Regions from separate parts of the Mus musculus genome. Here region 2 is linked to region 1. Evidence: chromatin contacts called from ENCODE POLR2A ChIA-PET data. All regions are on one chromosome and are shown on one strand. The core of a region is the stretch at or near the end of the contact, and the rest is flanking DNA. Distances in the headings are between cores, read along the strand shown.

Region 1 (6,864 bases), core at 3,660-6,159:
CACACATTCTTTGGTCTTCTCTGTGTTTACTCAGCTTGGCTAGCTCTCGGGAGACTCATTTGGCTGTGTTTTGTTTTGCTTTAGTGTTTTTATTTTATTATGAAAACTAAAATATTTGTTATGCCCCAAATACATCTTCCAGTTAAAACCTGAAACATGACTGATAAGGCTGAATTTGCCAGCCCCACCCTGACTCTTCCAGAGCTCCTCCTCTGGCAATTAGGGTTCTTTCACTTTACAAACATACTGCTTCAGGCCTTTCCCACACATTCAGACACTGAACTCTATACATTCAATGTTTCTAGCTCAAAAGAGTGTATCACTGTGACTATCCGTAAGTGGCTTGTTCAAACAACTTGAGTTATAGGACAAGCTATTCTATTCTTCCTAAGTGCTGCCTCAACTTCCACAGTGTGGCTATGTTGTGGTCAGTGGATCATCATCTAAGACAGGCTTCATGCACACATACAGTGGGATCACCAGGCTAGGAGAGCACATGTGTAGCAGAGCAGCCTTTAAGGGATATTCTAAATGGAAAGTCCAGGGTTCCAACACAAGCTACAGTTCAATTTCTCTGAAGTTATTATGTCACAAATGTCTGCACAGCCAACCAACTAATGTTGGTAAGGAGTCCACTGGTGCACACTGTGAAAAGTGGCTGTGGACCAGGAGTCCACAGATACTACTCAGTCAAGCCCAGTCCTTCAAAAGCCTGAACCATTTCAATATCATTTCTAGATGTACTGAGCACAGCCACAAAGCCTGAAAACTTACTCTGCTCCTTCTGTAACACATATTTCAATCCTGGCTTTCAGAGAATGGGGCTTAGCTTAAAAAATGGGGTAGTGGAAAAGAACCACTGTATCAGCAGGGCTGGAGTGAGGGGGTGAGGGCTATGAGCACCTGCAGTTCTCGCAGAGGACCCAGCTTAGGCTTGCAGCAACCACACAGTAGTTCATAACAGTCTTGGTTATCTACTAAATTAATAATCAGTAAAATGCCTGGGGTGGCCATTACGCCCCTAAACTTCAAATAAGAAGTTCCTAAATAACAATACAAGAGACCCTGAGAGGATCCGAGGCAGCATAAAGTATTAAGGGGTAGGAAGGGCTCTTATATATACTTCGGCCTCTCTCTTCTAGGTCTACAGGATTCCAGTCCCTAGGATTGGAGCCCTCATCTGAGGCCCATCACCCCAATTTCTACCTTAGAACCAGTCTTCCTCTCCTTGCAGCCTGTGGTTCTTTCCTTGAGGATTTAAAGGAAACATTCTACTCTCACACACACAACAGCCCAGCCTCTCTTTACCCTGTACTCCTCCAGGACATCTCTTGAAGACTTTCCTTTTGTGGCTCAAATGAACAGAGCAGTCTGCCTGGTCTCCAAAACTGAACCCAGAGCAACAGCTTGTAAACTCTGACATAAGGGTTGAAGTGTAGCTTAACAGTGGAAGGCTTGCCTAGCACGAGGCATGCCTTGGGTTCCATGCCAAATCCTAATGTATGCCCACCCTTGAACAGCAGGGGCAGGCAGGGCATGAACCTAGAAAGGGCATCAGAACAATCACTATGACTGCCCAACTCACAAGCTGTTCACCTCTAAGAGCTGCCTCCAGTTCCACTTTCCCTCCCACTTAGAAATTCCAACAGTGTTTTGGTTTTTTTGGGACAGGGACTCTCTATGTAGCCCTGGCTAGCCTGGAACTCATTATGGAGTCAAGGCTGGCTTCAGATTCAAAGATATCCACCTGCCTCCCAAATACTGAGATTAAAGGCATGCATGTGCTACCAAGACCAGCCTCCTACTTCAATGTGCTATTTATCAGGCTAAGAATCACTAGTCGGCAGTGTTCATTAGCACAAAGTTTCCCTGTGACATGGAGAGTACAGAGACTGTTTCCACTCTCCCATCATGTGTTGTAATTGCTTTTGTGTTACCCTAAACTTACTCGAGAATATGAAATTTATGCAGGGATAAAAACAAATCTTTTCCAGAGACTTTCAAGACTGAAAGAACAAATCATATTCATCTCTCTGAATGAGACAACCTGTCAGACTTCATGAGTGAAGAGGTCCTCACACTGAAGATCACTTGTTTTAGATGGATTTACCACCACTGTATTTCAACATTCATACTAGAGATGATGAAGCCGCACCATTTGTGCTGTTTCCTCCCTAAAGCAGCCACTGTCTAACCAATCCTTCTAAGATGGCTAAAGGAAGACAGCTGTGGGCTTACACCACAGCAGGCCTGAGCCACAGCCTAGACCTGCATACCTCCCAGACAATGAAGATAGAGGCTTGGAAAAGCTTCTCCACCAAAATGGAAGGTCCAGGCAGCAGAGGCTCAACCAGTGTGTGCTGAACATAGCCTCACTTCAGGCACAACAGTTCGAAAACAGAATTGAAAATCATTTGTTGGGGCTGGAGAGATGGCTCAGCGGTTAAGAGCACTGACTGCTCTTCTGAAGGTCCTGAGTTCAAATCCCAGCAACCACATGGTGGCTCACAACCATCCGTAATGAGATCTGACTCCCTCTTCTGGTGTGTCTGAAGACAGCTACAGTGTACTTATATATAATAATAAATCTTAAAAAAAAAAAAAAAAAGAAAAGAAAAAAAGAAAATCATTCCTTAGCAAAGAGGATCCAGGAGTTACTTTCATTAACTCACTCCTGGAAAATCTGCTTCAATGGTAGGTAGAGCATTTGCCCATCATGCACAGGGCCTGGGTTCCAACCCCAGCATGGGAAAAAAAGCCGGACTTGCAGAAATGGATTAGAAGTGTACTTTAGTGGAAAATTAGGTGCTTTGTGCTGCAGGCCTGGGTTTAATCACCAACACAATAAAAAGCACAGGCAGGTGGTGTCGGCACCTTTAATCCTACCACTTGGGAGGCAGAGGCAGGTAGATTTCTAAGTTGGAGGCCAGCCAGTTCTACAGAGCAAATTCCAGGACAGCCAGGTTTACGTAGAGAAACCCTGTCTTGAGAAACCAATAAATATACAAATAATTAGTTAATTAATTAAGAATAAATAGATAAAAAGGAGAAAATAAAAGTTGAGGCCTGGCCATGGTGGCATACACCTTTAATCCCAGAGGTTGGGAGGCAGAGGTAGGCAAATCTCTGAATTTGAGGCCAGCCTGGTCTACAAAGAGTTCCAAGATAGCCAGGGCTGTTACACAGAGAAACCTCCGTCTCCAAAATAAAATAAAGTAAAATAATTGAGAAACTGCAGGGCAGAGATAAAACCACATTACTCTTCCATATTCTGTGGTTACTGGCATTTTGCTTTCTTATGGCTAATGCTGTTCTGAGAGTTTTGATTTTTTGTTTTGTTTTTGTGACAACTTGGGAGAAGCAGGAAATAAATCTAAAACTATTTTAAATTTGGAGAAGTAACTTTTATTCATTTAATGTGTATGGGTGTTTTCTCTGCACACCGCGTGTGCCTGGTACTCTTGGAGACCAGCAGAGGGTGTCAGATTGGGTGGGTCTAGCATTAGAGGTGGTTGTAGGCTGTCACGTGGGTGGGTGCTGGAACTGACTCAGTCTTGAACAACTAGTATTCTTAACCAGCCAGTTCTCCAGCCCCCACACCTGGGGAAGCAGTTTTAATAGGAAAACAGGTTTGACATTACTTCCCAGACTTTAACGAAGTCATACGAGGTAACCTCTTCCTCATAACAGTGGCCCCTGAAGGACAGAGTGGGGTAGCAGTCTGATATGCAATACAGTTCCCTGCATACAACAATAGGTTGCGACTCTCAGTCATACAGAGCATGACTTGGCAACCTGATGAACTACAGGCAATAGAATCAAATACCCAGATTTTGAAATGTCTATTGCAAACATACCTTATCAGAAAAAAAGATACATACTAAATGCCAAAGAAAGAGCACAGAACTATGTTTTGGTGTTGTCAATTCTTGGAGCTTATCCCAAGTATAGAGCTATATTGTCAATGATAGAAAGTACAATTTAAAAACAAAACAAAACAAACAAACAAACAAACAAACAAAAAACCCCCAACAACTTTGTAGCCCTGTTTGCCAGGAACTCGCTCTGTGGACCATGAGCCCTCAAGATCCTTTCACCAGTCTCTGAGATTAAGGGGTGTGCCATCAAGCCCCACAAACTGCAAGATTATTTAAGAACAGAAACACTGGTTCTATGTTAAACCACAGAGTAGCTAATGAATATAATGTGCATATCTCTGCAAAAATTGGATAATAATGATACAAACTACAGCAGTTAAAAGACAAGAAAGGTTTCCTATAGTGGGGCTTAGGGGCACGCACCTATTTTATTTTTATTTGTGCATTTAAATTGTTAAGCACTAGGGCATGAGATGGGTCAATGGCAGGCCGCTTGCATTGCTTCACCTTGCATTCGACTCCAGAACCGCAAGAAAAAAAAAAAAAAAGAAAAAAAAAAAACATAAAACATTAGAACTCACACTTCCTCAGGCCTCAAAGCTCGGTTCAGTATTTTCGTATCCCTCACAAAAGCTAAACACCCAAACTCTGCCAATATCGATATAAGAAAAATAAATCCTTATCAATAATGTAACAGATTGAGGAAGAGATTTTTCTGCAGAGTATCTTATGCCGCTCCTCCTACGTCTGATTGGAGCCCAATCATCCACTAAGGCTGGTGGAGCCGAACACGGGGCCCCGGGCTCGCCCCGGAGCAACAAGGGCCATGGCTCCCGCCCGGCACCGCGCGAGCTCGCGGGGCCCGCCGTCCGCCCGCCGAGGCTCCCGCCCGCCTACCTGGTCCCGACCCCAGCCCGGCCCGCCGCAGCCTCGGCTGCCGAAGGAAGAGAGCACAGAGCTCCGCACGGCGTCTTACAGCAAAATGGCGACTCTAAGCGCGAGAAAGTCTTTCGAGACTGCGAGGCCAGGGGCGGGGCCTGAGGGCAACTGACTAGAGTGGGCGAGGCCGTCGAGGGGCGTGGTCTGGAGGAAGAGGGGCGGGGCAGAAAGTGGGGTAGAAGGCAATGCATTTGATGCTGTGGGCGTGGCCGCCAGAGTGGGCGGGAGGATGTTGTGTGGGCGTGGTCAGACTCGAGGAAAGTGGGGGAGAATTAGAGTGGGCGTGGTTGGAAGTGTGGTTAAAATTCATAGGTTCTGACTGGGTTCAAGTCTTTACTGTCCTGCAAGACTGAGCAAGTCACCTCTTTGACCTGAGTTCTTCTGAAAAAGAGATGACAGCAGTACCCCCATCTCCTGGGGTTGGGAGGAGTGAGTGAGAAATCTGCGAACCTCTTGGCATGGTTCTTAGCATACAGTCGATGAGCAGTTATCATTCATAATTATTCGCTTTGTTGTCCCTTCCTTCTTTTCAGTGGTTAAGAGTATATACTGCTTTTCCAGAGAAGCTGAGTTTGGTTCCCAGAACCAATGTCAGGCAGTTCACAACTGCCTGTAATTCTAGCTCCAAGTCTCCCTGATGTCTCTGGCCTCCTCAGCCACCTGCACTCATATAAACATAAACATATACAAATAATTAAACATTCTAAAAGTTAGTTTTTTAAAAAATTGTAGCTCTGGGTGACCTGGAACTCACAGAGATCCATCTGTCTCTGCCTCCTGAGTGTTAGGATTAAAAGGGTGGCCATCATTCCTAGCAAATTGGTTGCTGTTGATATATCATTGCTGAATTCTTTATACCTTGAAATATGGTGATCCCTATTTTTTAAGGGGCTACTTGGCCCTTCCTCTCTTTCTTTTTTTTTTAAATATTTATTTATTTATTATACAGTAAATACACTGTAGCTGTCTTCAGACACTCCAGAAGAGGGAGTCAGATCTCATTACAGATGGTTATGAGCCACCATGTGGTTGCTGGGATTTGAACTCTGGACCTTTGGAAGAGCAGTCGGGTGCTCTTACCCACTGAGCCATCTCACCAGCCCCCAGTGATCCCTATTTATAACATAACAAACATATAGTGCATGCCAGGTATCAAGGCATTATTTATTATTATCTATATTTTATATTAATATATATTAACAGTAACTTTCAGAAATGGGGTAAGACTTATCTCTATTTAATTGCTGTGGGTACTCAGATGCCAGTGACAAAGCAATAGATAGGCACCACCTGCAGTGCCTTGCTCCATGTGTATACTTAAAGGCTCTCATCCACTGCACTTCCAGTTCACAAGTGAGACAAGCAGACATTTATGGGAGGATGCACAGGTGGCTAGAATTAATTATCAGAAGGCTGAGGATGGTTAGAATTCATAGGAGGGCTTGTGGGTAGCTAGAATTCATGGGAAGTATGCACGAAAACTGAAAAGAAGCTGTGTCTGGCTGACTGATGACAATTTCAGTACTGTGGGGGAGATTGGGATGTTGCAGGTTCAGAGGCTAGTTTACCTTTTCTTGGATTAATTTTGGCCCTCTGGAACAGCCATTTCTTTTTTTTTTTTTTTTTTTTTTGGTTTTTCAAGACAGGGTTTCTCTGTATAGCCCTGACTGTCCTGAAACTCACTCTGTAGACCAGGCTGGCCTCGAACTCAGAAATTCGCCTGCCTCTGCCTCCTAAGTGCTGGGATTAAAGGCGTGCGCCACCACCGCCTGGCTTGAACAGCCATTTCTTGTCCACCTCTGTGTCGGAGCCAACATCTTGTGACTAATAGAAATAAGCCTTTTGAATCTATTAACTTACTTGATGGCAATCTTAGCTTTTGGATTGGTGGGAAGAGTGGTTAGCTACGAGAAGCCTCCCCCATCTCGCTGGGCCCGCCTCTCTGATACATCCACTTCTCTTAGTGTTCCTACCTTTCTAGTGTACCCATCTCTCTGACTCACCCAACAATGCTTTATTTATTTATTTATTTTTGGTTTTTGAGACA
Region 2 (6,906 bases), core at 4,331-6,830, 93 kb after region 1:
CTGGCACATGGCAACCACACAAAAGGCCTCAACAACAAATGCAGCTGAATAATTTAAAGGACAGACAGAGCAGGTGTTAACTAGAAACAGAGCAGAACCATCTCATTTACTGTAATGGAATTCAACTGTACAAATGAAGTAAGACAGGAGACAGACAGGCAGACTATGTGCACTGACCAGTCTTCCCTGGAGTCAGCATCTTAAGAACGAGCTGTTCTGTCCCTGTGCTCTCACATGCAACACACTGGCCACACAGGCTCTGGGATTAAACCAGGACTGTCAAAAAGCACCAGATAGCCTCTAGATGCAAGCCAAGTGCTTCATCAGAAAGCTCCATTTCTCTCCAAAGTACATCTCCTGAAAAGATTTCCAAGAATGATTCTGACTACAAAGTTTGCTTCAGATGACTTTAGACTCTGCCTCAAAAAAGCAAACAAAAAACTGACCTTAGAATCCAGATTCTCTATCTAAATAAAACACAGGTCAAGCATATATCATGCTGATCATCGCACAAACACAAAATTGTACACACACACACAGTAAATGTGTACAACATCCTTGTTTTCATTAATTTTATTTTCTTCTATTTCTATGATTTACAAATGCTACTTTTATAAAGAAAAAAAGGTTTTTACCTAATTTCTAAGTAGACAACAACCTTTACATTTACTAAAGAAATGTTAGATTTGATATAAACTACAAGTAACCCAAAGCAATACCACCCAACAATGTATCTGCAATTGTTAAAACATTTAATCATACAACACATTATTTATTTTATCCTATGGCTATATGCAATTTAAAAAAATTCTTGGAGCTAGCAGGATGGCTCTTAGGGTAGAGGCCAAGACTGAAGGCCTAACTTCAATTTCTTGGACCCTTTGACTTTCACACATACACTACAGCATACATTCTCTCTCTCTCTCTCTCTCTCTCTCTCTCTCTCTCTCTCTCCTCTTTGACTTTCACACATACACTACAGCATATATTCTCTCTCTCACACACACACACACACACTACAACATGCATTCACAAACACACACAAAATACGTACACTACAGCACACATCCCCCCATACACAATATATATACTCCAGCATGCATTCACACATACAATATATATAGATACATGAAATAAATAAATGCGATTTTAAAAACTTATTTATTCATTTTTATGTGTATGGGTGCTTTGCCTGCAATTTTGTCTGTGTGCCATGTGCATGCTTAGTGTCCAGGGAGACTGGAAGGCGGCACTGGATCCCTTGGGACTGGAGTTACAGACAGTTGTGAGCCTCCCTGTGGGTGCTGGGAATCAAACCTGGATCCTTTGGAAGAGCAGTCAGTGCTACTAACCACTGAGCCATCTCTCCAACCCAAATAAATGCAACTTTAAAAATTAAAAATAAAAAAACATTTTAATGTAATTCAAATAGTAGAATTCTTTTCGACATGAATTAAGGAAGCTTTAAATTTCAATTAAAATTCACTTAAATTCACATAAAAGAAACTTTTTAAAAATTTAAGTTTAAAAGAAAATCCAAAATCAAGTACCTGAACATCATAGAGCGCTACGATGTTTTCATGCTGAAGCTCCTGTAAGGAGATAGGAAATTTAAATATTATTATATAATCTGAAAATATACTCTACTATGCAAATAAAACTCACCTCTACACATGCAGATCCTACCTGTAGCATATGACACCTTTACTAACGGCTTTGAAAAGTCAGTCTATTACAGAACAAAAATAACTGTGTCTGATCAGACTTTACCTAAGACCTAAATACTTTTTACCACCGGTTCCTTTTTTAAAATGTTTTATCTTGTCTGTTTACTTGTGTGTGTGTGGTGTGTGGTGGTGGTAGTGATGAGATGTTCTTATCTGCTTGACTATCTGTGCACCATGTGGGTGCAGTGGCCAGAAGAGAGCGTCAGTGCTCCTGGAACCAAAGCTATGCACAGCCAGCTCTGAGCTGCCATGTGGGTTCTGGCAACTGAACTAGGGACCTCTGAAAAAGCAGCTAGTTCTAATGAGTATTCTTGTTTGCCAAACAAGTGCCATAATTAATATGATTGCAGACTATCTACTAGTCTTCAGTGTTTGCCTTTAGAAACCATTTTCTGCCTGAAACATAATTCATAGCTCAAAAAACTCTTGCAACTGGTGCCCTGTTCTTCCCATCCCAAGAACTCTAATTCTTACCAAAATCTTACCAAATCTTACCAAAAATCCTCCACAGAATGCTTTTGAGGAAAGCAGCTGTTGGATGATATTTTGTGATCAAATCAGTATGGGAAACACTGGGTTAAGTACACCAAACCAGTAGAAAATTTCACTTTCTTTAGTGAGCCAGATGTTTGTAACTGTACAAATATTCAGTAAACAAAGTTTACCAAATTTCTTTGACCACAGGCTCTTTCATTTTCCTCTTGAAAGCATCTCACTTTGATAATGCTACAGGCTGTGAACTGATCTAAAAATGAACTTTCTTCTGGAGCTAGAGATTTGGCTCAGCAGTTAAGGGTATTTGTTTCTCTCACAGAGGACTTGGGTTCTATTGTCAGAACCAATATGGCAGCAGCTCACAACTGTCTGTAACTCCAGTCCAAGGGGACCTAACAAATAAATGTCTTCTGGTCTCCCTGGGCACCAGGTATATAAATACATACATGCAAGTAGAAACACTTATACACATAAAGCAATAAAATAAATAAATCCAAAATAAATAACTATTAAAAAGTAACTTCTGGCTGGGCAGTGGTGGCACATTCCTTTAATTTCAGCATTCTGACAGCAGAGGCAGAGGCAGGCAGACCTCTGTGAATTTGAGGCCAGCCTGATCTATCAAGTTCCAGGAGAGCCAGGGTGGTTACACAGAGAAACCCTGCCTCAAAAAAAAAAAAAAAAAACCAAAATAAATAAATAAAACTTTCTTCTATTTATAAGGGGGGAAAAAGGATACCAAGTTCTCTTACTCCTTCCCCAAAACGTAAGGGTATAGGAATATGATAAATATGTCAGCAGAAAAGAGCAATATACCAACTGTATCTGCCTGGCATTCAAACAGCAGCACTGTAATTATAAGAAATCATAAGAAGTTAAAAATCTTCAGAGAATCCCTCTGTTTGGCCAAATCACAAACATCTAGTCTCAAAAACAGCCTCAAAGGGGGCTGCAGAGATAGTTCAATGGCTAAGAGCACTTGATGCTCCTGCAGAGAACTTAAGTTAGGTTTCGAGCACCTATACCCATCTCCAGGGGTTGCAAATGCCTTCATTGGGCACTGTACTCGTGTGCATATTTCCACACATGCATAAAAATAAATTTTTCCAGCTTGGCAGTGGTGGTGGTACACACCTTTGATTCCAGGACTCCGGAGACAAAGGTAGGCAGATCTTTGAGTGAGTTCCAGGACAGCCAAGGCTATCTGTGCTTTTCTAGCACTCCAGAGGCAGAGGCTGGCAAATCTCTGAATTTGGGGCCAGCCTGAACTACACAGTGAGTTTCAAGTCAACCAAGGTCACATAGCAAGACAAGACCCTATCTCAAAGTAAACAAACAAATCTTTGAAAATAGCTTCAGAATACTCTGTAACTCAAAACAGCAACAAAAACAAAACACATGCAAAATGAACAGCAACTAAAAATTATCAAACTTTAATCCAACTACCAAACTTCAAAGGATGTTATAACATGCTCTTTTAACTCAGGGTAACTTTTAACTCAGACTGTGATAGGTATTCTAAAATAGCATACCTTTAAGATTTTTATTTCCTTTCCAAGCAGAATTTGTGATTTTGACAAGTTCTTTTTATTAATACTTTTAATAGCCACCTCCCAATCAGTTTTCTAAAAAGGAAAAAAACAGTGTTATGCCTGAAAATTATAACATAGAAACAACTCAATAATAAAAGCTGTAAATTTATTTTTAGCCACTCAATGTATATGTGGTAGTGGGGAAACATGGCAAAGACCTCAAATCTCAAACTAAAAAACTGATTTCATAAACAACACAATACATAGCAATGTCCTACAGCACTAGTCATTAAAAGTTGTAAATACAAAGACCATATAGGATCAGTTGAAAAAAGTTTACAGTCACATAGGAGTTATGGATAAATAAACTTGGGAAGTGATAGAGTTTAATGAAGTTATCCTGGCTGGATTACACTGCTCTTATTTTTTTTCCTTGACTTTTAAGTTATTTCATAATGAATAAGACATAGACGACAGTACCTTTTTAATAGGCACTCTTGAAACAAACAGAATAACCAAAGCTTTTTTTTTTTTTTTTAATTACTTCCAGTCTCAATGTGCCTTCTCAAATTCTTTAGATTCTATAACCTCGTGTGACCTATTTGCGAAACAGTGGCTTGGAAAAAACAAAGAAACAACAAAAAAAAAAACCCAAACAACTGAGGTTTGAACTTGCATCTACGTTGTATTATTAGGTTAGGGTCCAACTACCTTTGTCACTTATTTCCTCTAACTCAAAAAGGGGAGGGATACTACAAAGCTCCCCCAGACACAGAGGAACGTGATAGTCTGAGAAAGCTTCAGACTAACGGGAAACGCGCCCGTTTTCCGCTGGGTGTGCAATTATCCACGGTAAAGGTGACAAGCTCCGGAAAGCCCGGGGCAGGGAGAAGGGACAAAGGTCCACCGACCCATAGTATGGACAAGCACATTACACTGTGCAAACACTGGAGTCCTAGTCGCTTCGGGACCAGTGGCTTCTCTGAGCAGCAAGTCCCCGGGCGCACCTCGGTTACCCAGCACACTGTCAGGGAAGAACATCAGTGGCTCTGCGCCCGTCGGTAGGTGGAGCTCAGCCTAGCGGCTCTGGCCTCCAAAACAAACCCTGCGACAGTGACAGCAAGCACAAAGGCAGGCAGGCCCGGGGAGCCCTGCCCAGCGGCCAGGACCGGGGCGCTGGCTCCCCAGTTTCGCACCAGACAACGGGCCGGCGGCGCTCACCTGGCGGTGCCGCCCCCGGAAGACCACAGCGAAGGCCCCGTGTCCCACGAGGTCCCGCTTGCAGTACTCGAAGTCGCCCACCACCTCCATGGCCGCGCCCCCGGGACATAGAGCGCTAGGGTGGGCAGGCGTGGCGGAGAACCGGGATCAGCACCGCGGGCCCGAGGGCCCCAAGCACGCCCGCGGGCGGCGGGACAGGGGCAGCCACGGCCCCGGGCCCGGATGGACACTCATGCCGAGAGGCCGGAGCGGAAACGGGACGGGCCGCCGCGCGGAGCCGGGGTCAGCGAGGCCTGGGCCCGGTCGCTTCTCATGGCCCGGGCCGCCGTCGGCCGCGGGGCTCTAGCCAAGCGGCCTGGGCACTGCCCGGCCGAGGGCACCGCCGCCGTCACTGGGCGTACCCGGAGCTACCCGCGCGCCTGACAGCGGTGCAGGGCCGGGGCCGCGCCATCCCCGCAGGTGCGGCTGCCTCCGCTTGTTGCGCCCGCGGCGCTGCTGTGTAGCGGCCGCCGCCCTGGAACCCGCACAGCCGCGGTGGCGGCTTCTGCCTGCTTCGCGGGAGCGCCCAACGCACGCGCGCGCGCCGGCCGCTCCGCGCCGACTACCGGCCCTGTGCGACGTCAGCGCGTCTTGTAGGACGATGCGCCCCAGTCCTGCTCCCTCCGCCGAGAAAAGGAGTGCGCACCCCGGGACGCGGCGCCAGGCACCGGGGCGAGTCTGCAGTCACTGGAGCGAGTTGGCGAGCAGGGGTGTGGGGAGGAGGCCGCGGCTGCTTAGGAACGGGCGGCGGGCTCGGCTCCGCTCGGCTCGGCGCCCGCGGCTAGCTAGAGCCCGCCACGCCCTGACCTGAAGCCACCCTCTAAGAGGCGGATCTTGAACTCCGGCCCCGGGAGTCGCTGAGGCGGTGCAGACACTGGAGACAAAAACTCCGGGAGCTGCCTTTCAAATCCAGACCGCAAACTGCTAGACAACCCACCTAAGGGATAGGGTCTGACTGGAACCTGCGCCTTCTGGGGGTCTCTAGACTTCTGAGGGAGGCTCAGAACCTCCTTTCTAAGGAGGCGCTTCATCACACCAGTCAACTACCAGTTTGCCTCGGGCTTTTTTTTTTCCTCGGATTGTTTAGGTGAAAAATGATAGTCAACTTTTGCTCAAGAAAGCATTACAAAGCCATGGTAAACAATATGTGTGACCCCATACCTAAGTGTGTGTTCAGGTTTGGGGATGTTGCTGTCAATTTCATCGCCTGCCCCTGAAACAACTCCTCTCACCTCTCTCACTTCTCTCACCTCTCCCTCTCTGTCTCTGTCTCTCTCTCCTCTCTTCTTCCTCCTCCTCCCCTCCCCCCTCTGATTTTACTTTTATGTGTATGGGTGTTTTGCCTGCATATATGTGCACCACGAGTGCACCTAGTGCCTGCAGAGGCCAGACCAGGGTGTCGATCTGAAACTGCAATTACAGATAGCTATGAGCCACAATGTAGGTACTAGGAATCAAACCTGAGTCCTCTGGAAGACTAGCCAGTGCTCTTAACCACTGAGCCGTATCTCCAGCCAGCCCTCTGGAACTCATCTTGACAAACAGGTAGAAGCCCTAAAAACCTTCAGCTTTGAGACAGGTCAGGAATCTGAAAGCAATGTCTCTAGTCCATTTTCTTTTCCTAAAAAAAGAATACCACAGACTCAGTAAGTCCATTTTCCATTGCTAGAACAAAATGCCCCAGGCTTGGCACCTTATAAAGAAATGAGATTTATGCAGCTCACAGTTTTGGAGGCTGACACCCCAAACAGCAAAGCACCAGCTCTGACAAGGAGCTCATGAAAAAAGGCTTCACAAGGGACTATGGGACAGAAAGAGATCACAGGGCAAAGAAACCAGAGACTGAGAAGGGACCAGTGTTACGACTGTATAACAACTCACTTTTGAAAGAA

Evidence for each region. ChIA-PET counts read pairs that join two places held with the same protein, here RNA polymerase II (POLR2A).
Region 2: POLR2A ChIA-PET joins it to region 1 with 14 read pairs in Patski. The contact joins the promoter of Ulk2 here to the promoter of Prpsap2 in region 1. POLR2A ChIA-PET finds 5 or more read pairs at or near these places in 3 of 5 experiments (Patski and embryonic stem cell).

What each region holds. Positions count from the first base shown.
Region 1 is chr11:61,757,179-61,764,042 of GRCm38, forward strand. Prpsap2 (phosphoribosyl pyrophosphate synthetase-associated protein 2) reads right to left here and starts at 4,910. Exons shown (of 12, transcript NM_144806.2): 1 at 4,776-4,910.
Region 2 is chr11:61,849,512-61,856,417 of GRCm38, forward strand. Ulk2 (unc-51 like kinase 2) reads right to left here and starts at 5,581. Exons shown (of 27, transcript NM_013881.4): 1 at 4,976-5,581; 2 at 3,755-3,847; 3 at 1,551-1,592. The coding sequence starts at 5,065.